Linked DNA regions of Homo sapiens: region 2 is linked to region 1. Evidence: read pairs that join two places in POLR2A ChIA-PET (ENCODE). Cell type or tissue: CD4-positive, alpha-beta T cell. All regions are shown on one strand. Links, peaks and the distances in the headings refer to the core of each region. The heading gives the core; the rest is flanking DNA. Region 1 overlaps LOC105374981 (a long non-coding RNA gene). Region 2 overlaps RIPOR2 (RHO family interacting cell polarization regulator 2).

What was found. ChIA-PET counts read pairs that join two places held together with the same protein. Peaks named below come from ENCODE experiments on the same cell type or tissue, not always from the same donor. Only the 100,000 strongest peaks of a DNase experiment are listed, where the experiment ranks them.
Region 2: POLR2A ChIA-PET joins it to region 1 with 6 read pairs; 6 of 35 experiments call an interaction of 5 or more read pairs at or near these places.

The regions. Positions count from the first base shown.
Region 1 is chr6:24,946,617-24,958,547 of GRCh38, forward strand. It overlaps LOC105374981 (a long non-coding RNA gene), which reads left to right. Exons shown (of 3, transcript XR_007059514.1): 3 at 2,481-3,875. It also overlaps a transcript of RIPOR2 not described here and the pseudogene MTCO2P33. Among named protein-coding and RNA genes, the nearest start is that of RIPOR2, 17 kb to the left of the region's middle. In CD4-positive, alpha-beta T cell, for the core only: no CTCF peak of the experiment used is centred there; DNase peaks (open chromatin) are centred at 2,605 and 5,305; H3K4me3 peaks cover 3,418 bases; H3K27ac peaks cover 6,756 bases.
Region 2 is chr6:24,858,787-24,870,717 of GRCh38, forward strand. RIPOR2 (RHO family interacting cell polarization regulator 2) reads right to left here. Exons shown (of 22, transcript NM_001286445.3): 6 at 10,308-10,361; 7 at 6,515-6,664; 8 at 2,187-2,250. Among named protein-coding and RNA genes, the nearest start is that of ARMH2, 66 kb to the left of the region's middle. RefSeq lists an enhancer at 3,396-3,505. In CD4-positive, alpha-beta T cell, for the core only: CTCF peaks have their summits at 8,538 and 8,750; DNase peaks (open chromatin) are centred at 4,085 and 8,565; H3K27ac peaks cover 3,441 bases.

The sequences.
Region 1 (11,931 bases), core at 2,232-10,231:
AGATCTCACATTGAGCAGAGTAGGACTACAGCAGGACCTGTAGGGCAGGGACTGGGATCAGGGGGTTCCTGGGGGAGCCAAAAGAAATAGGGGCCCAAGGGGTCTGGACCCTGCAGGAGGTAGGCTTCGCAGTGCCATCCCTTTGCACATACTAGCTTTGTGGGCTGTGACCCAGTCTCTCCTGACGTATTTCTTTTTGGCCTCCAAATTTCTTGTCCTCAAAGAAGGAATAAAACAAGGATTTAGAATTCAGGACTTGTTAAGTTGATTTTGGCCAAGTGTTTTTGAAAATTCTTCCTGGCGTGGCTTCTTTTCAGTATATGTGTTTCAGTGACCTCTGACTATACAGAGACAGAAAAACAATTTGGAGAAAGAGATATTTTGAAGACTATGTGACAGAAAGAAAGAAGAAAGAAAAAAGGAGGAAGAAAGAGAAAACGTGAAGGAGGAGCAGAATATTCTTCTTTTGGAAGGAAAATACTTCCAGATTGTGTCTGTTTTTTTAAAGATTCCGTGGGAGGATATCCAGAGACACTCCTTGATTTAAAACTTCAGCCTTCCCTCCCGCAAATTCGGCTCTGGGTGCCTATCAATGCTACAGGACAGACGTGGGCCCAGATAAGGCTGAAACACACCTCAACTCTCCGTCTCGGGTTTTGGGCTCACCTTAGATGCACTCTAACTCTGCTCTGTCAGGCATCCAGGAAGAACTACATGCATTTGGGTCAATTTGGATGGAGGAAATGAAGAATTATCGAGTAAGAAATCACCATTCCTCTTTTGTGTACTAGAAGGCTCAACCCTGAATGTACCTTCCTACTTTAATGTCTGAAATGTATTAATAAATTACGATAAAGAATGAAACAGTGAAAACAAAACCCCAGAATAAAAGAAAAGAAAACGTGTCCTGTGGACCGAATTATGGAACGGTCCTGCTCAGGAGGGAATAAAGTCTCATGTTTTCCTGACCTGGGACTGGTGGAGAAAGAAGATGGTGCAATTCTCCTCTGATTCCTTACAGTTTAATTAGCAGCCTTGATCTTCTTCAAAAAGGGGCTCTACCTTTTCTTCTCTTTCAAATAAAGGATGGGGAGGAGAAGGAAAAAGTAGGGGGAAGGGGAGGGGAAGGAAAAGAGTAGGGGAAGGGGAAGGAAGGAGCAGTGAAGGAAGGGAAGGAAAGAAAGAAAAAAGAAAAAAAATGAGATATTGCCTCAACTTTTAATGTATAAGTTAACTCTCGCATGTTTTAATAGCTCGTCTAGTTCAATTTGGCCTTCAAACGCTATATCCCCTATTATAGAGCTCACTTTCCATGACCACGCTCTTATAATTATTTTCCTAATTAGTTCCCTGGTCCTATACATTATTTTCCTAATACTCACCAAAAAATTAACTCATACTAGCATCATAGATGCCTAAAAAATCGAGACTGTCTCAACTATTTTACCTGCCATTATCTTAATTTTAATTGCCCTCCTATCCTTACGTGTTCTGTACATAACAGATGAGGTTAACAACCCTTCTATCACTGTCAAAGCAATTGGCCACCAATGATATTGAAGCTATGAATATACAGGCTATGAAGAATTAGTCTTCGATTCTTATATAGTCCCAACAGCAGACTTAAAGCCAGGAAAACTTCGATTCCTGGATGTTGATAACCAAACAATTCTCCCAGTAGAGATCCCCATCCGTATATTAATCTCATCCGAAGATGTCCTGCACTCATGAACTAACTATCCCCTCATTGGGCCTCAAAACAGATGCAATCCCCAGAATACCTGACTATGAAGAGAACCTCTGAGCATTAGGATGATGAGCCCAGATTCCTCTCCTTCACTGCTCTGTGTCTGTCTCAGATGATTGCTCATGGGAGTTGTTAGTTATTAATCACTCTGCTATTTCTTTCTTTCTTTCTTTTTTTTTTTTTTTGAGATGGAGTTTCGCTCTTGTTGCCCAGGCTGGAGTGCAATGGCACAATCTCGGTTCACCGCAACCTCTGCCTCCCGGATTCAAGAGATTCTCTTGCCTCAGCCTTCCGAGTAGCTGGGATTACAGGCATGAGCCACCACATCCAGCTAATTTTGTATTTTTAGTAGAGATGGGGTTTCTCCATGTTGGTCAGGCTGGTCTCAAACTCCCGACCTCAGGTGATCCGCTCACCTTGGCCTCCCAAAGTGCTGGGATTACAGGCGTGAGGCACCACGCCCAGCCACTCTCCTATTTCAAACATTTTTTTGCCTTTTAAATGTCAGTTCAGGTTGACCACAGGGAAACTTTGTAACGACCAATGGGTCAAGCTTCTGAGGCACTGGTTCTGGCCCCTTTTCCTCCTCTCTCCAACCCTCTCCCTCTTGTCCCTGTTCCCTGACTTCTCTTAGGTGTCAAAAACAATCCAGGGCTCATTTCATCTCTGTACATCCATGTCACTCTCTCCTCCTTAACTCTTCAAATAGTATCTTTTTTTTTCCTTTTCTTAGAACCATATCTGGTGTGACAACAATTTGAAAAGCGCCACCCATCCTCTCTGAGACCACAAACAGCGCTGAAGGCAGTGAACCAAGACTTACAAACAAGGGTGTAGACCAAGGAAAATGCTGGGGGCCAGAGGAGGAGAAAGCAAGAAGATAGAAACACCATAGTTTCAAGAGGGAGGGGAGCAGAAAGCCGCCAGCTCTCCAAAAAACAAGAAGCAAAACCCAGAACTCAAACCTCATGAAAGTATCACGAGGTTGAAGCCTTTAAAAGGTGTTTTTACAGCAGATTTTAGAGACTTCTCACCTTACCAACGGTTATAAACCCGTATCCTTGCAAATTCAGCAGTAGAGTCATTAGATTGCCCTCTCAGCCTCTGCACGTGAAGGGTCTCAGGGCTTTTCAGGACATCTTTAGGGTCAGGTTTCGTGAAATAGGTAGGTTGGGCCAGCTTTCTGGGGACTCTAAGCAACCTTGGAGAAAATGGGCAGGAGTAAATAAAGGTATGCCAGCTTGCTTTTTCCAGTGGGGACTTGGCAAATGCCAAAAACAGTATAAATATTATATTCCCATCTTCTAATATCATGGAAACCCATGGTGGCAATGGGGCGCAGGGCTCACTAGCCACCCTGAGGTGAAGAAGTGGCCCCTCAGAGATCTGAAGCTGGTTAGCAAGAGTTCACCAGGGCCTAGCTCCTTGTCCCTCAGGGAAAGCCCCTGGGTGCTATAGCCCACCACCTGGAAGGGGCAGCCCCTGGAGAAATGTTAGAATTCTGGGTGAATTATTTTCTTATGAAATTTCATCCAAAGTTTTAACAAAGTACCAAATAGGAGAGTTGTTAAGTATTGTGAGTGAGTGAGGTGGAGGAAGCAGAGCGGGGAAGGGGTGGCTCCACTCTCTCACTATATTCACTGCTCATCCTAGAGATGACCTAGTGTCAAAAACGTTGCAAATGCAACCAGCTGCCTGTTGCATCCATGTAGTTCAGTTGTTGCTATTTACAGGGTAGTATAAATGCCCGGTGCTGCTATGAACCAAGGTGCTGAGTATCAAATGTTCCTGGAAGAGCACCTAGTAGTGTTTCATTGGATGGTTTCTAGTAAAAACTTTATGCAAAAGTAATATGGTATTGCTGATTATAGGTATTATCTGATAATAATAATCCTGTCAAGTACTTGCTTGGGCCAGATCACTCTGTGAAGGCAGAAAGTTGGCAATGCTTGTCTTAAATGCAAGATTCTTTCTCTTTTCTTCCTCCCTCCCTCCCTCCTATTCAACCATCCTTTATTCACCCTTGGAAAAATTTGGGCTCTGCATTCACTCTTGCACAATCCTGTAATCTCATGGTTTACTTTATGATGACAATATTAATGACAATAAAGGCACATTTTCCCTAAGATACTTGGGAGTATGTGTGGCTTATCCTTCTGTTTTCCTTACGAAGTAAAAGGGAGCTCAGTGTGTCTGTCCTCACTTTACTGATGCAGAGATTAAGGACAAGGAATCTAAGTGAATGGGCAGTAGGGGACATGAAACATGGCAGGGTCACCGGAGCAAGCCAAAACACTTTTGAAGAGCCAGTGAGTCAAACCTGTGGAAACCTATGCCAGAAAGTTCTTACAGGGATGACTGAACTGTTCCATCTGAACAAAAAGAAAATATATTCATTTAAACAAGCCTAAAGTGCAGCTATCTAACAGGCGAGGTGGATGGGGTTGGGTGCATAGGGTTTGCTGCTTTAGTGCTGATTTCTCAAATCTTTTATTTTCTCTGCTGACCTCTGCAGTACCATAGAACACAGTCCAGGCATTAGACTTGCAGCCACAGGATCTAGGTCTTGTGTGTCAGTTTTGAAGGCAGCATGCCCTGCTAGACTGCGACATCCTAGAAGACAAAGGTCAGCCAAGATCTTTGCGTGAGGCCTGATAGAAATCAATGTTCCAGACATTTTAAAAATCAATGACTTCATTGATTTCCAGAAGTTCTCTAGGCAAGAGCGATCAGAGACTTTAGAAGTTCATATCAACATGGAAGTGGTAGAATGACACCTGAGAGAGTAGTGGGTGGTCACCAGGTCACAGGTGTCAGGGTGATCGGAACACTCTGCCCTACAGTGACCTTTGCTCTACCTCCCAATATTAGGCAGAGGAACTACCATTACACAGAGCCTGATTATGGTTTTTATGCTCAGGAGAACTTGTGTTGTCTTCTAAGTGCTGCAGCCCCCAGGTTTTTTGTAAGAGAGGGGCAAATAGACATTTTCTCACGTAAATTAATCAGCTCATTCATGAGTTTTGCAGTCGAATCGCTGTCTTTGCATGGTGTTGTCTGCCAACTAATGGAATAGGGGGTCTTCAAATTTTGTTGACAAAGATAAGACTTCCGTAAAAGGATCCCTTCAAAAGCAGCTTAAAGAGAATTCCGAAGCAACTGTGCTTATAACAATAAATGTTTCTCCATCACTTTCTTTCCAGTTCCTTTGCCTCACGCTTCTGCTACTCTAGTTGTTTTTCCCAGTTTCTCTCCTGTTTACATGCGCTAAAAGAAAACTGTGTAAGGCACTTCATAGGAACATTAAAAACTGGTACAAAGGAAATGTCATGGTTGGTGGGGCGGAGTTTTTAAAGGTTTGGTGAGAAAAAGAAATCCAGACCTTGCTTCTGGCATTTTCTGGGTAGGATTTTTTCACTGGTCCCTAATTCACAGAATAATCAGCTTTGGCAGCAATATTTAGTTCTCCTTTCTTTCTACACACTGGGATGAGGGCATATGAGAACGGAACTTGTGGTAAAGACTACCTTGCCACAACAGGACCCCACCCTGCTTACCTTCCGCTGGATCCACAGTAGTCGTAAATATGTAGTGAATTGTAAATGTGGGGCTTCCTGTATTCTGCAGTGGACATTGCCACACCACTGTCTCCAGTGGAATGAACCAGAATGTAAAATTTATACCTCTTTTGAAATGCGATGGAGCAACATAGGATGACCACATTTTTTCTGTACTATATTGCACTCTTTTGCACAATGTGTAAGAACACAACATGAGAAACCCACAAAGAAGGAAATAGAACAACTGAGGTTGTTGGCTGGGTAGGCTGCAAGGTAAAGCGCAGAATAGTAAATGCCCCACCTAGCCAACATCCTCTGCCAGCTGTTATTCCTGTCACCTAATCTCTACTGCTCTCTCTCTATTATTCTTTCCTATCATCCATCCATTCATCCAGCCAGTCAGACAGCATTTACTGGGGATCCTGTCATGTTGGCTGCTGGGGATATAGACTGCGAGTAGTATGCTGGTAAAAACTAAATAACTAGCTCTGAGGTAAGGGAGCTGATTTGCAGTGCTTATGGATTTTCATAGTGCTAATACTCCCACCATGACTAATTTCAAGCTACTAATGCAACATCATTGAAGCAAAGTTGGGAAGAGATGCACAGTAGCACACCATTTCCACCAACCAGATACAATCGATGTAAATAACCTCCAGTGCACAGATAATAATAAAAGGTAGTAATGAGGAGCTGATGAGTATTGAGTATTTATTAGCATTGTTTTAAATGTAATTTATTTAATTGCACACTTATATAATTTAATTTTAAATCATGGCTGTTTTAACAAACAGCTCACAACATTTCTGAAACTAACAACTGGCTCTCATAAGCAGGTATGTGCTGACTCCAGCACACCACTAGACAGAAAGAAACAATGTATGCTGTTTGCTTTACAAAAGTCTTTTTTAAATCTAGAAAGAATAACATACACATGTAAATAAGGAGTAGCCATATAGTTAATGTGATAACGCAGTAGGGGAAAGTGCTGGGCATAGAATTAGTGGGAAGCACAGTGAGAACCTGTTATGCACTGAATGTATGTGTCTCCCCGAATTTCATATATAGAAGTCCTAATCCCCAGTGTGGCTGTATTTGGAGTAAGGAAGTATTAATAATGAAGGTTATGGCTGGGTGTGGTGGCTCATGCCTGTAATCCCAGCACTTTGGGAGGTCAAAGCGGGCGGATCACCTGAGGTCAGGAGTTCAAGACCAGCCTGACCAACATGGAGAAACCCCGTCTCTACTAAAAATACAAAATTAGCCAGGCATGGTGGTGCATGCCTGTAATCCCAGCTACTTGGGAGGCTGAGACAGGAGACTCTCTTGAACCCGGGAGGCAGAGGTTGCGGTGAGCCGATATTGTGCCATTGAATTGCAGCCTGGGCAACAAGAGCAAAACTCTGCCCCCCCCCAAAAAAAATTAAGGTTAAATGAAATCATAAGTGTGGGGCCCTGATCTGATAAGATTAGTGTCCTTATAGAAGAGACACTGGAGAGCCCTCTCTCTCTCCAGGTGTGTGCCCCACAGAAAGACCATGTGAGGACATAATGAGAAGGCAGCTTCCTGCAAGCCAGGAAGAGAGCTCTCACCAGAAAGCGAATCAGCTGAGATGGGGTTCAGGCCATGCTACTTCAAAGTGTGGTACCTTGGCATTTGAGAAAACAGCAGAAGCAAGAAGGTCGCTCTCACCTTTCCCTCATCCTTCTCTGCTGAAGCGGGTCACAAGGCTTTCATTTGAGAAGTACCTTCCCTATACCTGGAGGAATGGTAGACCCTTATTTCTGAAGACACAAAGACACAAAGAAGAATCTGAACAGTCTTCAAAACATTCCCCCAGTTTATGAACATTAGATGATCCCTTTGTCCAATCATACATCTGCATGACTGTCTCCTCGTCATCAAACCTAAGCATAAAAATACACAAGCTTCTCTGTTTCTTTGAGTCTTCATTTCTAAAGGCTCCCCTGTCATGTAAAACTTACGTTCATTAAATTTGTCTGCTTTTCTCTTGTTAATCGGTCCTTTGTTATTGGAGCCTCAGTCATGAACCTAGTGATGGGAAAGAAGGATATGCTTTCTTCTTACAGCTGGAACATTGATGATCTTGGACTTCTAGCCCCAAGAATTGTGATGAAATACATTTCTGTTGTTGAAGCCACCAGGGCTATTTTGTTATGGCAGCCCAAGCATACTAATACAGAGCCCTAAATAAAATTACCTGGAGGGCGGGTTGGTAACTTGGACTCAACAGAAGCACCTGAGGATGCTCAGAGGCAGGCTGGTTTGCATTTAGCAAGTGGACCTCCCTATTCCTGAATATTTTCTCTTATCGCTAGTCAGTGTCTTCAGATACAAACACCCTGGCACAATTATGATCCTTGGCAGAATGTTGACTTTAGAAGGGAGAACTCCAACTTTGAAGCCCAAGCTGAGAAACACAGCAGGGCAGGTGAGGATTGGTGACCAGTGACTGCCGCTGCAACACAGGAATCACACCTGGTGAACTGTGCAGGCCCAGTCTCTCTCTCCTTTTTTTTTTTTTTTTTGAGACAGGGTCTCACTCTGTTGCCCAGCTTGGAATGCAGTGGTGTTATCATGGCTCAGTGCAGCCTTAACCTCCCAGGCTTAAGCGTTTCTCCTGTCTCAGCCTCCCAGGTAGCTGGGACTACAGGCATGTGTCACCATGCCTGGCAAATTTTTTGTAGAGACAATATCTCACTATATTGCTCAGGCTGGTCTCGAACTCCTGAGCTCAAGTGATCCTTCTGCCTCAGCCTCCCAAAATGCTGAGATGACAGGTGTGAACCACTGCACTCAGCCTTAGGCCCCGTCTTTAATAGTGGCTTCTCATGGCAAAGAAATAAACAGCACACGTTGGATTAATAACGTATTCTCATTCCCAAGAGTCCTAGCATTGATAATAAAATGTATGCCTTCTAGAATGAGAAAGTCTTTGAGATTCTTAGACATTTTGGTGGCTGTGCAGCACTTAGGGCATTCTTCCTAATGTGGTATATATGGACATGAACAAATAGTAAAAGAATTAAGAGTTGTGGCCGTTTATATATCCTGATTTGTAGAACAGGTAATGACATATATACTGAGTATGTGTAGATGTGCTTAGAGGAAAGGATGTTGGCCAAAATGTGAACAAGGATGTTATCTCTGGATTAGATATTTTGGGAGGAGAGTTTACTTCTATATGTTTGCTTGTATTGTTTGCATTTTAATTTTTTGTCAAAAAATTTATCAATTTATAATACCTGTCCATTGTAAATAAAGCAAGTAAGATTTAAAAAGGAAGTTTAAAATCCAACCATAGTCCCAAGAGCCAGAAATAAGCACTGTTAATATTTTGGCTTAGAACCTTCCAGATCTTCCGCTATGCGTGGCATATTTTCTTTGTAACCTCTCATCAGCCTTGGATTAATCTGTCTCCATATCCTAGACCGGGGCATCTGAGCCCTGGGGGACAGAAGGCTCACAGCTCACACAATATTAAGTTAGTTTTAAAACACAGTAGGCCCCTCACCCCTGCTCACAATTTTTAAAAAAGATCTCTAGTTAGCCCTTTTTCATTCCTCCCCCCACTATTTCAAAGCTTAAACCATTCTCCCTATCTCACCTCCTATTTCAGAGAAAATATAGACCATCAAGCATGACTCTCTTACTTTCTTCTCTTCCGCTTTTAAATCTGCAGTTTCTTTTCTTCCCCTCTGTTATAGTTGAAAACCTATCTCTTACTCCGTCTAAGGTCCATGCTGCTCCTTCAAAAAAAAAAAAAAAAAAATTACAAGCCTGGTGCAGTGGCTCACGGCTGTAATCCCAGCACTTTGAGAGGCTGAGGTGGGTAGATCACTTGAGGTCAGGAGTTCGAAACCAGCCTGGCCAACATGATGAAACCCTGTCTCTACTAAAAATACAAAAAAATATTAGCCAGGTGTGGTGGCAGGTGCCTGTAATCCCAGCTACTTGGGAGGCTGAGGCAGGAGAATTGCTTGAACCTGGGAGGCGGAGGTTGCAGTGAGCCAAGATTGCAGCAACCGCACTCCAGCCTGGGCGACAGAGTGAGACTCTGTCTCAAAAAAAAAAAAAAAAAAATTACAACTTTTCTCTGGTTTTGTAATTAATCATATCCATATTGAAAATGTTAGGAAATATGAAAGACACAAAGAAGAAAATAAAAATCACATGTAACTCAAACATTAAGAGACAATTACTGCTGGCATTGTAGATTCTTTGTTTTTTCCACACATGATTGTGTGTCTCTGCACATTAAATAAGTATTTTTACACAATTGAAATTATTCCGCACATGCTATCTCATAAATCTCTTTTTCCCTCTTACAATAGATCATAAATATTTTTGCATGACTACAAATATTCTACACTGAGATTTTAAGATGATTTTTTAGGTTAAAAATAACTTTTTCCTTATTTTAAAAGCAGTGTATGCTTATTGTGAAACCATTAGACTTTTGTTAAAAGGGAGAAAAACTTAAATACTTATCATCTTACCTCTGAGATATGATGAGCTGACATAATTTTTATATAAATTTAATAAAAATAAGTTCAGTCAGATATCATTCTATATCATTTGTGATATGCAAATATTTCATTTAATCCTCATGACACGCTAGGTAGTTGTAATTATTATGATAATCCCCACTTTCTAGATGAGGAAACTGAGGCCTAAGGAATTTAAGTAATCTGTTTGAAGTTTTTAAGCGGTAGAGGTGGGCTATGGACCTAGGCAGTCTGCCGCAGAGGCTGGAGTTTTAATAACTCATCTGTACAGCTCTCAATTTATAGGGAACGTCTTTCCACATCAATAAATCTTGCTCTCTGTGCCTTGCTTGCAAATATCTACTCTAGCTCAGAATCAGATAAACATTGTTTTGTTTTCTTGTAGTTCTTTTAAGATTTTCTCTTTCGATTACCAGTTGCACGTAGAATTACTTTTGTTTTTGCTGTGGGTGGATTCTCACTTCAGGTTTTTTCCAAATGGTTAACAAATGATCCAAGTTTTATTTATTGAACAACCTATCGTTTCTCCACCAACTTAAACTGTTATCTTTGTTTCTGCCTCTGTCTTCTCTTGACTTCTCTGAAAACTTATTTCATCTATTATCCACCATTTCTCCTGGATCTTGAAAATATGAGGTAGCTTTGAATTATTGGTACATTTGCTTAATTAATTGATTGATGTATTATTCATTAAGTAGCATTTATAAAGGATGCAACAGGAAGATTTTTAAAAATCTCTCTTGGGACTCACTGTCTAAAGACGTGTAACGACTCTTTTTAAGAAACACTTAAGTTGTACTTACAATGTGCCAGTCACTGTTCTTGGTGATTTACAAATATTATCTTATTTAATCCTCATAGCAAGACTATGATATAGGTACTATTTATATCCCCACTTTTCATATGAGGCAATAAAGCATCAAGAGGTTAAGTAACTTGTCCAAAGTTACATAGCTGGTAAATGGGTGGCTGGGAAAAGTTAACTGGCAATTCCAATGTTATGCAATGAGTGTCATTATCATAGGGGAAATATAGGGTTCTGTGGGCTCTTAGTAAGGGCATTTGATAGAGCCATGGGAGTCAGGAAAGACTTTTGGAGGGAGTGATGGCCAAATGATTCCTAAAGAATGAGAAGGAGGGTCGGGTGCAGTGGCTCACGCCTGTAATCCCAACACTATGGGAGGCCGAGGCAGGTGGATCACGAGGTCAGGAGATCGAGACCATCCTGGCTAACATGATGAAACCCCGTCTCCACTGAAAAATACAAAAAAATTAGCTGGGCATGGTGGCAGGCGCCTGTAGTCCCAGCTACTTGGGAGGCTGAGGCAGGAAAATGGAGTGAACCTAGGAGGCAGAGCTTGCGGTGAGCTGAGATCGTGCCACTGCACTCCAGCCTGGGCGACAGAGCGAAGACTCCGTCTCAAAAAACAAAAAAGCAAAAACAAATAAACAATTACACTTAAAAAATTACAAATCCTTCTGATAACACTGTTGGTGGTATTGTAAACTGGATCAGTCTTTCTTGAGTGTATGATGGTGACAAGTAACATACTCTTAATAGTTTGATCTAGTAATGTCTTTTGAAAAATAACTTAAGGATATAATCTAAGAGAACAAAAAATATACACAAAGATGTGTTATTTAGGCAAAAATGGAAAAATATCCGAATGCCTAAGAATCAGAGAATGAATTTTAAAAAGCTATGTTTTGCAATGAAACACTATAGAACACTAAATAATAACTATGGTTATTATAGTGTAGTATGGTCATATGTACAAATGCATCTACTAAATAATGTTGACATGTGCAAAGCAGAATTTGCATATGCACCTTAATTGAAAATGATCTAAGGAAGGATGGATTCTGATACTCAAAATTAATTTAACACAATATTAATATCCATTAGATCTATTTTTAGCCTTCTCACAAAGGCAACCTAAATTTAAAATGGAAGTTAAAATAAACCTCTCTGAAAATCAAAATAAACACATTTCTATTTCTTCAACACATTTTTTACTTAGTTACTTCCCAGCGCATTAACTCCTTATTTTAGCATGAGAGGGGGAGAATAAACACTTAGAAGAAATGAAAGAT
Region 2 (11,931 bases), core at 1,590-9,589, 88 kb before region 1:
AAGTTCATCAGTCCATCAGGGCTGCGATGTAGCGGGGTGGCCAGGTCCCCCAGTAGGTGGCAGGGACTCCAGCATCATCTCCTCCCTGAACACCAAGCCTGAAGCTCCAGATCTGGTCCGAGGGTGGTCCCTTTCCTCCCCATCCCACTCCTAGGGTGTCTCTGTGCTAGGTTGGAGAGGATCTGCCCGTGAGGGAGACCATTCTTTGAGCAATGGTTTATATTGTCTGCTCAGCTCTGAACTTCCCTCATAACATGGAGTTAGAGGTGGGAATGCATTAGGAACAAAGAACCCTGGAATTCAGTTTCTTGTCTGACTCCAATTTAAGTGTGACTCCTGGGACAAGTCATTTAGCCTCTCTAGGCCCCTATTTCCCATCTGTAAAATCAGGAAATTACCATCCCACCAAAAATAGATGCACTTGATAATACTGAGCATCAGAAATAGGAGAAATATAGTACTTTTTTATATTAGCAGTGATAGGTGATGTGCATGATTTGAATTACTGTTAGGCTGCGAGACTCTGCGACTGTGCTAGTCTGTGTGGGTGGCGTCTGAGAGTTGGGGGAAGTAGAGGGAAGGTTTTCTGCTAAACACTGATTCAGGGCAGTTATTTTCCAGAATTGATCAGGCTGCTGATAGAATCATCCTCAAAGTTAAAATAAAAATTCCAGGGCCCACGTGGGACTATGGACCTGCGTGATTTTGGAACCACTGACTCAAGTGAGGACCCAAAAATGTAGAGAATGGACCTAAAAAATGGAAAAAAGCACAGATGCCAGACTCAGTAGCAAAGCAAGTGTTGAAACTTAACACTGAATACTAAACTGATTCCCTACCGGATCTGCCGGAAGAGAAGCATGCAGCCATTTGGGAAGCTGAGGGTCAAGGTCATTTATATTCCAGGTATTCTCAGACAGGCTCTTACATGTCAGTGCCTAGTGCTTGACAGAATAATTTCCCTCCTGAGTTAGATGATTCATTGGAAAATGAAGCCCTCCTGTCGAGCCCTTTCAAAAAAAAGTCTCCTTTCTTTACTCCCTTAATTGCAGAAAGTAGAAAGAAGGTGATTAAATCCCCATTAGCAACCCAGGGATCAAGCTGCTAAGAAACCTCAGAATTGCATAAGCACCAGCCCTCTTCACTGCAGTCAGATGGGCCAAAACTTGGAAGAGAAATTGACTTGCTGTGATGGCCGCTCATTTGACAGCCATGCCTGGCCACTGAGCCGTAAATCTGACAACACCTGAGCAATGCTCTATTTTCTAAAACCAGACTTCGTTTTTGTTCTGAAGATGCTGTGGTTTAACTCAATAATGTGTCTAGTTTGGAACTTTCTGGAATAAATACCAGAAAGGCACTGGGAGGGGAAAAATTCTCTGTGGGTTTAACACCAAGATTTACAAAATTTCATAGTTAGTTTGCTAGAAACATGAGGAGCTAAAGGAAGAATTTAAAGATCACCCCAAAGAAGCCAACAGACAAGCTAGAATGTGGGACATTCTGTACAATGGTTTCTACAGCAAGTCAAGGGTAGAAAAAAAGGTAGGGAGAGGTTTGTTTTAGATTAAAGGAAATCTAAAAGATATACCTAACAACCAATTGTAATGCATGGACCTTGTTGGGATCCTAATTTGAACTAATCAAATGTACAAGGCATTTTTGAGACAACGGGGGAAATCTGATAATGGAATGGGTTAATAACCAGGGTTTATTATTTTTGTTAGCTGTGAAAACGTGACAGTACTTGGCATCGTGGTTATGTAAGATGACAGCCCCATGCTTTAAGAGATGCATACTGAAGTGTATAGCAGCAGACTGACATATCTGGGTTTTATTTCATCAAAGGACTTCTCTTTTATCAAAGGAAAAACAAAAGCAAAGAGATGGAGCAAATGTGGCAAAATCTTGCTAATTATTACATCTAGGTGATGGGTTTATGGGGGCTCATTATAATGTTCTCTCCACTTCTGTGTATGTTTGAGATTCTGTCATAATATTTTTGTGTGTGTAGGTAAGCCTCAGGATGAGAAGCATCAGTAAACTATCAAAAGTGGGGTGGGTTGAGAGTGGGTGGCGCTGCGTCTTTGCAAGGAAAATAAAAATAGCATGGGCTCTCAAACTTCAAGGAGCTCTGCACTCTGCAGAGATGGCTCCTTATTCTCTCTAAACAAGGAAAATAATACCTTTCATCTTGATGGAGAATTCTCCCAGCAGATTCTCTAGCTCCACTTCAATGGTGCACATATTCTGCAAAGAGGACAGGAGACGATCATGAGAGCTAGCCTTTCACCCAACAGCTCAAAGCACACGACGTTCGAACAGCAGCACAACCACTGCGTGAACAACGAGAAGCATTTACCTGTTTGCTCCACACAGCACAGCCTAAGAAACATTCTTGACAAAATGTTTGATCTGAGTCTAAGCCCACCTTTTAGTGTACAGGAAATTTAGGGCATAGATGAGCAAGTCAGATTATATCAAAAATAGACACATTCAGAATGTGGGGTAGTCTATAGGAATTAGCATGAATTCTACAAAAAGGCAGTATCATAGGGGAAAAAATTTCTACATAAAGAGACTAGACAAACATAATCACCAAATGTAACAACTTAACCTTGATAATATCCTGATTTGAAAGTAAATAAATCAAAACATTTATAAAAGACATTATTGATCCAAATAGGGAAAACTTGAAAATGGACAATATGTTATATAATTCTATGGGATGATTGTCAATTTTCTTGGTTGTAGTAATGGTATGTGGTTATGTAGGAAATGTAGATATTCCATAGGTTACTATTAAGAGATCCCTGGCTTGATTTAGCCATTGTATTACATATTTCTGTGCATACACACTTCAAAACATCAAGTTGTATACCATAAATATGTAGTTTTTATTTGCCAATTACAAATAAATTTTAAAAAGAGATCCAGGTTAAAATACATATAGGGTGAAATGTCATGATGTCTATCACTTACTGTCAAATGACTTGAGGGGGATTTGATCATATGAGAGAGAGGGAAAGCAAATATGGCCAAATATTACCAATTGGTAAATCTAGATAAAGGCATATGGTGTTCAATGTACAAGTCTTTCAATTTTTCTATAGGTTTGAAATTTTTCTTAAAAATTTGGGGCCAAAAGAGCACAAGGGCTGAATTCTGCTCAAGTGAGTAAGGCAGACTTCCTACTGCAAACCTACAGCGCCCCAAAAATTATTTTTGGGTCTGACAAGGGTCTTCTCTTTGATGTTGAAGGAAAAGGATAGAGAGAAGGAGTAACACCATCTGTGCATGTGGTTAGATACATAACTAGCCTCACCCTACTTCCTCAATACCTGAGGACCTAAATAGAACAATTGCAGTTAGAAATGAAAAGGGAAAGTGCTGCGGCCATGGGCCATCCCCAGGGAGGCCCTTCTGCTGCTTGACCAGCTTACAATCTGGATGCTGCCTCTGCTATGCTAAGCAGCAGTCTCCATTGAAGCTTGATGCAGGGTGATGTCTGCAGGCTTCTCCCTCAGTTGCCAGCCTCCCACAAGGCTAGGGGTTCGAGGGTGGCCTCACTGACAAAAGCATGGCCAGCTTGATTAGTGCAGGCTGGTATTGCTTCCATTTGAATTCTGTATGCTGAGGACCTCAGCCTAGAGGTTCTGATTCTTCTATGTTTCGTTGTTCTGCTCCAAATGATCACTCTCATGGGATGCAAAGAGAATGGCATTGCTTTTTCCCTTGTAAATTCTCACTACCTGAACTAGCTAGCAAGGCTGGGGAAAACTTCCTGAAGTCTGAGCTCTGCGTAGCTTGAAAGCCTTGAAAACAAAGCCTCAGTATTATAAACCAATTTATTTCCTCAGAGTATTGGGCACTTCTGTGAAGAAACAGTTTCCAGACATATCAACTATGCTATCATGCATGTCAGGATTGCTACCAGTATCTCTGAAAAACGTGAGAGCAGCTAGGTTAAGACTTGAGGACATCCATGGTCAAAATTTTCCTCCCCCGACCACTGGCACCCCCCCACCACCCACAGCCACTGATGAACATTGCTGCACACGAAAAAGCACCTGAGCCTACCTTGACCTCATTGTTAAATCCTCATTTTAAACCATCATCATAATAACATGCTGGCTTTTGTGGTTATGTGAGGATGTATTTCTTTCTTGCTTTTTTGTTTTTTTGAGATAGAGTCTCTATCTGTCACCCAGGCTGGAGTGTAGTGGCGCCGTCTCAGCTCACTGCAACCTCTGCCTCCCAGGTTCAAGCGATTCTCCTGCCTCAGCCTCACGAGTAGCTGGGATTACAGGTGCCCGCCACCACGCCCGGCTAATTTTTGTATTTTTAGTAGAGACGGGGTTTTGCTATGTTGGCTGGGCTAGTCTTGAACTCCTGACCTCAAGTGAACCTCCCAACTTGGCCTCCCAAAGTGCTGGGATTACAGGTATAAGCCGCTGCACCCGGCCATGAGGATATAAAACCACCTGATACCAAATGAGGTATGAGGCTACAGAAGTCCTGGACTTCTTTCTTCTCTAAGGCAGTTTAAATTGCACTCTATGTCTTTGAATTTGTGAGCAAGGTCATGATGCCATGCCCTGGCACTTGATCAAGGGTGGCTGTGTCTGAAATGACCTGCAAATATGCCAACAAAGGCAGCCCCTGCATTCTGCTGGTCAGTTATCTGCATTTGTCCTATAAACATCCTTTATAATTGGAAACGGCTCTCCTCATTTCAGAGATCTGTAGAAATGGGGTCTCGTGAACTAGGACTGCTTCTAGGCCAGGAATTTTCAATCTGCAGCTCTACAAAGTAGGATGGGGGAGGGTGGGAAGAGTCAGATCTTTATTTTCACTATCATTTAACTGAAATTAAACATGTTTAGGTATGATGAAGGTAGAAAACAAGCCACAGCAGTATTAGCCATACCTGTGACTTTGACACTGATAGAAATCACATATATGTTCATGTCACATTATTTATTGCAGATAACTTTTTAAAAAATCATTTATACTTTTCATTACTTTGATGTTTCAGTAGTTATTAGAGCCACTACTAGATCTTATAATTTGATGTGTTAATAAAGCAGCAGCATAGAACTATGTCACATATTTGACTTTTGAAATATTTTGAAAACTATACTGATGATTTTGAAATAACTGTATTTCAATATATTTTCTTCTTTTCAATTCCTATGTATTTTATTTTATGCATTTAAAAAACATTATTCTAGGCCGGGCTCAGTGGCTCATGCCTGTAATCCCAGCACTTTGGGAGGCAGAGGCGAGTGGATCACCTGAGATCAGGAGTTCGAGACCAGCCTGGCCAACGTATAGTAAAACTCCGTCTCTACTAAAAATACAAAAATTAGCCGGGTGTGGTGGCACACACCTGTAGTCCCAGCTACTTGGGAAGCTGAGGCAGGAGAGGTACTTGGGAAGCTGAGGCAGGAGAATCACTTGAACCCGGGAGGCAGAGATTGCAGTGAGCCAAGATCGCGCCACTGCACTCCAGCCTGTGTGACAGAGCAAGACTCTATCTCTCAAAAAATAATAAAAAAATTATTCTAAAGGAGGAACTTAGGTAAAGAAGCCCTGCTTTAAGTCAAATAAAGAGAGAAACTTGGTTTAGACAAGAGGCAACACGGGAGTGTACACACAAAGGGATCCTACTGACAGTCATCCAAGCTGTCCTTCTGATCCCAGGGCTGAACCAGATGCTCAGCTCTGGGAATTGTCCAACAGACCCTCTACAGGCTGATGACTTCATTCATGAAATCTGATCTCTGAACAAAGACTCATGGGATAGTGAGGAGTGCTGCTTTAATAATTTAGTCATTTCATCAAAGACATTGGTATTAGGTGACCCCAGGAGGAGTGAAGACCTCTCTATGTCAGATGCTTGGGCCCCAGAGAGTTGGAAACCAGGAAAGCACACTTCTGTTCATGGTTCTTAATCTTGGCTCCTTTATGATAAAAATTTCTCACAATTAAAAAAAACATTGTAGGCAGAGGGTTACTGATCCAACACTGACATCCAGTGTAGCTATCTGAACCATAGGGTCTGCTCCACTTCCAGGGATAAAACTAGGCTCGATTTACACTAGAATATTTAGAAGTGTGTTTAAATGACACAAATCAGGGCAATGTGGTTTACGCATTCATTTTATTTTATTTTAGAGATGTGGCCTCGCTCTGTCACCCAGGCTGGAGTGCAGTGGCGCGATCGTAGCTCACCGCAGCCTTGAACTCCTGGGCTCAAGCAATGCTCTTGCCTCAGCCTCTTGAATAACTAGGACTACAGGCACATGCCGCCACTCCCAGCTTATTCATTCATTTTAAGCAATTCTACCGATTGCCTTTCTTGCATACTTTTTAGGCTAACAGTAAAACCTATCTTTCTAGAGGGTGGAATGAGGTTGTGGGTTGCTGTTTGCCTTGTTCTTGGCAATTACCAACAATTCACACCAGGCCAGATGGGATTCGGCAACTTAAGCAGGTTAGGGAGTTATACCTCTGTGTACTCCTTGAAGCTCCGATTGATCTCTGTCAGACTCTCCCGGGCAGCTTTGCTGGCAGGGGATGTTGCGAAGGCTTGCTTCATTTTGCTGGCACCATCCTGGAGGCGTCGCTGGATACAATAAGCTTCATAGAGTTCATCTACCTGCCAGAATCAAAACAGGAAACAGAAATAAATGTCAGGCTTGAAAGAAAATACATAGATCATTGTTACATGCTTAATTTACTTTATATTTCTGACCTCTACAAAGAGAATCCTGTAGAAGTATTATCCTTTTAGATAGGGACCAATCGTTTTTATTGTAGCCACTGTGATACATTTTGTCTCAAAACAGATTTTGCTCTAATCCTGTTTTCAAATTATGCAAAAGGGAAGTGCCTCTCTTGCATTGTTTGAGGCTATCATTGGAATTGTTTAAAATGACTCCCAGGTGACTTTGTGGGTTCATGGGTGGACTGTAAGTATTAAATAAGAAAGATGAGAGCTTTCTGTAAGTATTAAATAAGTATTAAACAAATAAGTATTAAATAATAAAAATAATTAAGTATTAAATAAGACTGTAACTATTAAATAAGGAAGATGAGAGCCTTCTGTATATAGAACAAACACTGAAAGGGTTTGTACAATTTCATACCAAGGTGAAAACTTTGTAGTATCCTAGGCTAATATCACTTTAAGAGGTAGTGTCACAATATTAGGATTTGTAATCCTGATATTTACACATCCAGATTTAGTATTTCATAAAGTAACTTGGGGATATATATTGAAGATAACTTTTGTAAAGTCTTGGCTCAACTGTAAAGGAAAAAGTTATTCTTAAAATTAGGGTAAAACACAATTATCTAAATATATCAAACTGAACACTTAAGAACTCAACTCTTTTTCGTGTAAATTATGTGACAATTACAAAAAAATAAATTGAAGCAATATAAATGAACTTTTCTTTTGCTACACATCTACACTTATGCTTCTAAATAATAACAATATACCCTTTTCAAATGACTATTGATTTTATACTCATATAAGCCTGATAATCAGCTAATTCTTCTAAGGCAGTGATTCTCAATCAACCCAAGGCAATTTTGACCCCCAGGGGTCTACTGGCATCTAGTGGGTAGAGGCCAGGCATGCTGCTAAACATCCTATAATGCAGAGGACAGCTTCCTGCAATAGAGAATTATCCCCAAATGCCAGTAGTGCTAGGGTTGAAAATTTTTTTTTTTTTTTTTTTGAGATGAGGTCTTGCTATGTTGCTCAGGCTGGTCTCTAACTGCTGGGCTCAAGTGATCCTCTTAACCTCCCAAGTAGCTGAGACTACAGGTGCACATCATTGTGCTTAGCTAAAAAAAAAACCTGTTCTAAAGTTATTCCTAATGATATTTATCTCTATAAGTCTGGTACTATCTTTAACTGACTGCAGTTAACTACAAGAATTTTCAGGCGGATAACAAACAACAATACCATCAGGCATTGTCAAAAGCAAATAAAACCTGTTGCTTTGGGGAGGCATACTTACCTAGCACTATTTGAATTTTCATTTCAGTATGAACTTTGTTTCTTCAAAAAGGAAGCTTAACTATAGATCCAGAAGAAGGTGGAGATGCATATACTAGATTTCAGAGTTTAAGAGTCCCGTTTTGTTCTGAAGGCAAACTTTTGGCTGCTCACTAAAAAGCATTACTATAACCTGTTTGAGGATTACAATTTTCCATAATTGCATTCTCTACACAGATATCAATGACACTTAGTTTAGAATGCAAACATGAAGAGACTAAAAATTATTCTCTTGATTAAAGGATTCTTTGTTGCTATTTACTTCAACAATGCACTCAACTCTGCTGAGAAGAATGCCCAAACTGAAAAGAATCATCTTTAATCTTCAGGGTCAGTGGATTTATCTTTGATTAAGAGGGAGATATAAGACTCAAGGAGTGTCCTATCTGCTGATGACATCTTTTGGTTGATGGTTGGCATAGAGTGTGGTTTCCGTGCTTTAAAGCTAAGCCTCATCTGGTGAGCTTGGTAAAATGCTGATGCCCAGGCCCCACTCTGAGATGCTGATTCAGTAGGTTAGGGCTGGGCCAGGAATCTGAAATTTTAAATAAACATTGCAAATTGTTCTGATGTGGGAGATCCCCACAAAACTTTTAGAAACCCAAGTGCTAATATCTCTTCCAATGCAGGTCAGGCTATGTCACCCATGTGGTCTTCTGGGGAACTGCCCTTGCAACCCTTTCCCCTACTAGTGGGTACGCCAAAGTTTCTGAGCTTGTTATCCTTTCAATAAGGAGACAGTGCCCACAGGACCATCGGTATAGCCATAATGACTTAATCTATTACTTTGTGTAGTGAGAAAGTTTATTCTTTGTTTTTGCTTAAATATCAACCTATCCTAGCCAAATGGAATTAAACTTTTGGATAAAGTATACCTAGGTAGTCACCTTAGCAGAAGGCCATTTGTAGGCAAGCATTTATCTTACCTATCAGTCAGCAGTGGCTCATTAAATAAACTGATTAATTGAATCATTCAATTACATATAATTTGTTAGGCGTCTGAATATAAGATATTGCAAACAGAAAGAGTACCACTGACCTTTGAAAACCATTGGGATTGTTGTATCTAACAACCATGGATGCAAGATTGATAAATATACCCTTACCTAATACTGATTGTTTTCTTGCTGTTTTTTGAATTAAACAATAATATGTCAAAGCTTGCCTGCCACATAAATACCTTCTGATGGATGTCATTGTTTTATTTATTGAGTTTAGCAGAAATAGGAGCAATTTCAGATTTGCCTAGGTAGTAAATATCTTTCAAAGCAAGAATGTACGAAGGCAGTAGCATATACATGTATATCCATACATACAAATCATCCTAGAATTTTAAACCAGAAAGGATTCTTAGGATCATGTAGATCAAATCTGTGTACCTCCCCAGCTCCACTTCACAGAGTAGAAAGCCAAGATTCACATAGATGACATAGCAAGTGAGTAGGTGGCAGAGCTGGGAATAGAACCTAGGGCTTCTGACTCTTAGAGAGATCTGCTAAAACTCCCAGGCTCCCCACTTGGAAGAGAGGCTGATAGATATAGACAAACAGGAATTGATAATGGTGTGATTTAGCTGCCTCTAAAGGTAAATATTTTCTAGGTGGCACCAATAACTCCTGATAGTGCCCAGAACAAGGGGGTGATAGTCAGCCTCATTGGACCACCAGTGAACTATGGGGTTCAGGGCTGGGTGTCAGGGACACTGACAAAGTAGTGCACATCTAGGGGAGAGAGGATAAAATGGCACCCGAAAACCATGCCATATGAGGGAGAGTGGAAAGAGCCAAGGGCTTGAGAGAGATTGAGGGAGGCGCTGAGACAGTGGTCTTTTGGTAGTTATAAGGCCTTCATGAAGAAGTTTACGGGGCACCAAGTGTTATGTGGAACCAGAGTGTAAAGTTAGACAAACATGAAGTTTTTTGTAGGGCTAGTTTGATTGATAGTTTATCTCTAAGCACTCTACACTGAGGCTGGAAGTAACTGTGCCTGTTACTTAGCACTTAATAAATGTTTGTGGAACTGAGGTAGAGTCAAAACTGTGCTGGGCCATCAGGCCTTCCATTCTTATTGTTCCTCCATCTTTAGTGCCCACTTGATGACGTAATTGCTAGTCAGCTTAGGAGTCAATTGGATAGGAAGTTCTCCACGCACTAGATACTACGCTCAGCCCAAAGGTGTATTTGATTAGCAACAGAACTGAAAAACAGGCAATGAGAACAGGAATTTCAGTTACCTTACTTATATGAAACTCCAGGCGTCTCATGTATCTTTCAATTGTTTTAATTTGCTGGAATTAAAAGAAGTTTGAAAAAGTACAGTCATTTATAGTTCAATTGACTTAGGCTTGTGAGAATATCTTGATTATATCATACTCAAAAGTATTAGAAAATCCAATATATTTCCCCTTTCCTTCTATCTTTGAAGCTATTTTAGAGATTCTCTAATACCAATTTGGATTTTTTTTTTTTTTTTTTGAGATGAAGTTTCGCTCTTGTTGCCCAGGCTAGAGCACAATGGCACAATCTGAGCTCACTGCAACCTTTGCCTCCTGGGTTCAAGCGATTCTCCTGCCTCAGCCTCCCAAGTAGCTGGGATTACAGGTGCCCGCCACCATGCCTGGCTAATTTTTGTATATTTAGTAGAGACGGGGTTTCTCCATGTTGACCAGGCTGGTCTTGAACTTCTGAGCTCAGGTGATCCACCTGCCTTGGCCTCCCAAAGTGCTGGGATTACAGATATGAGCCACCATGCCCGGCCCTGGAAATTTATTTTTTTAATATTGAATAAATATTTTGAGAAGTGAACTTGAATTAGTTATCGGAATCCTTGTGTTTAACATGAAGAAAGGCCAATCCAATGGAAGTCATTAGATTCTGACAGAACAGTATCATATTGGAGTATATTTAAATTTCTCCATAATAATATATTTTGTCTTCTAAGATTGGTTTTTTTTCCCATTCACATTTTAGTGTCTTTGAAATTGGGGTGCATTTTACAATTGCTACCGGCAGACAGCTGCCTGTACAAGCTCAAAGATAATCATAGTTGTTCATGTGTCATCTCTTTGAGTTGTAATTATTATTATATGCATTTATTTGCCTTTTAAAATGTCTTCAAAAAGAACACACTATGATTCAGCATTGAAATAAAATTATTGTGCACATAGAAAGGCATGGAGCAGCACCGTATATAAATTTTTTTAAAAAGAAAGAGAAAAAAAATCTGTGTCTAAACAGACCTAACAGTTTTCTTGATAACTATAAAATGCAAATTTTAGGTAAAATGAAACAACTGTCAGATTTTAACTGGAATCCTTTTTTTCTCTTCATGGCACATGAAATAATGGTGCATTTTCTAATCAACAATGACTCAGATTTGATGAAGTATAGTAATTTATATTCAGAGACAACACAGGTAAAGGCCTCCAAACGCCTGGGAAGTTCTTAAACTTATAAAAACACTACAACCCAGTGGCATTTTAATGGAAGTGACCTTAAACACTTTATTTAATCTATAGATCACAGTACTTGTTCATTATCCTCATCAGACAAAAGTATGCATTTTTCCAGGATTCAAAAAACTATTAGTTCTCTAGGATTTTACTGTCTCTAAGAGGGTCTCCCATTGACTTCTCAAAGATGCAGAGTTTTGTTTTATTTTTTGAGACAGGGTTTTGCTCTCTCAACCCAGGCTGGAGTGCAGTGGGTGCAATCACGGCTCACTGCTGCCTCGACCTCCTGGCTTCAGGTGATCCTCCCACCTCAGCCTCCTGGGTAGCTGGGACCACAGGCACACACTACCATGCCTGGATAATGTTTTGTATTTCATTTTTTGGTAGAGATGGGATTTTGCCACAT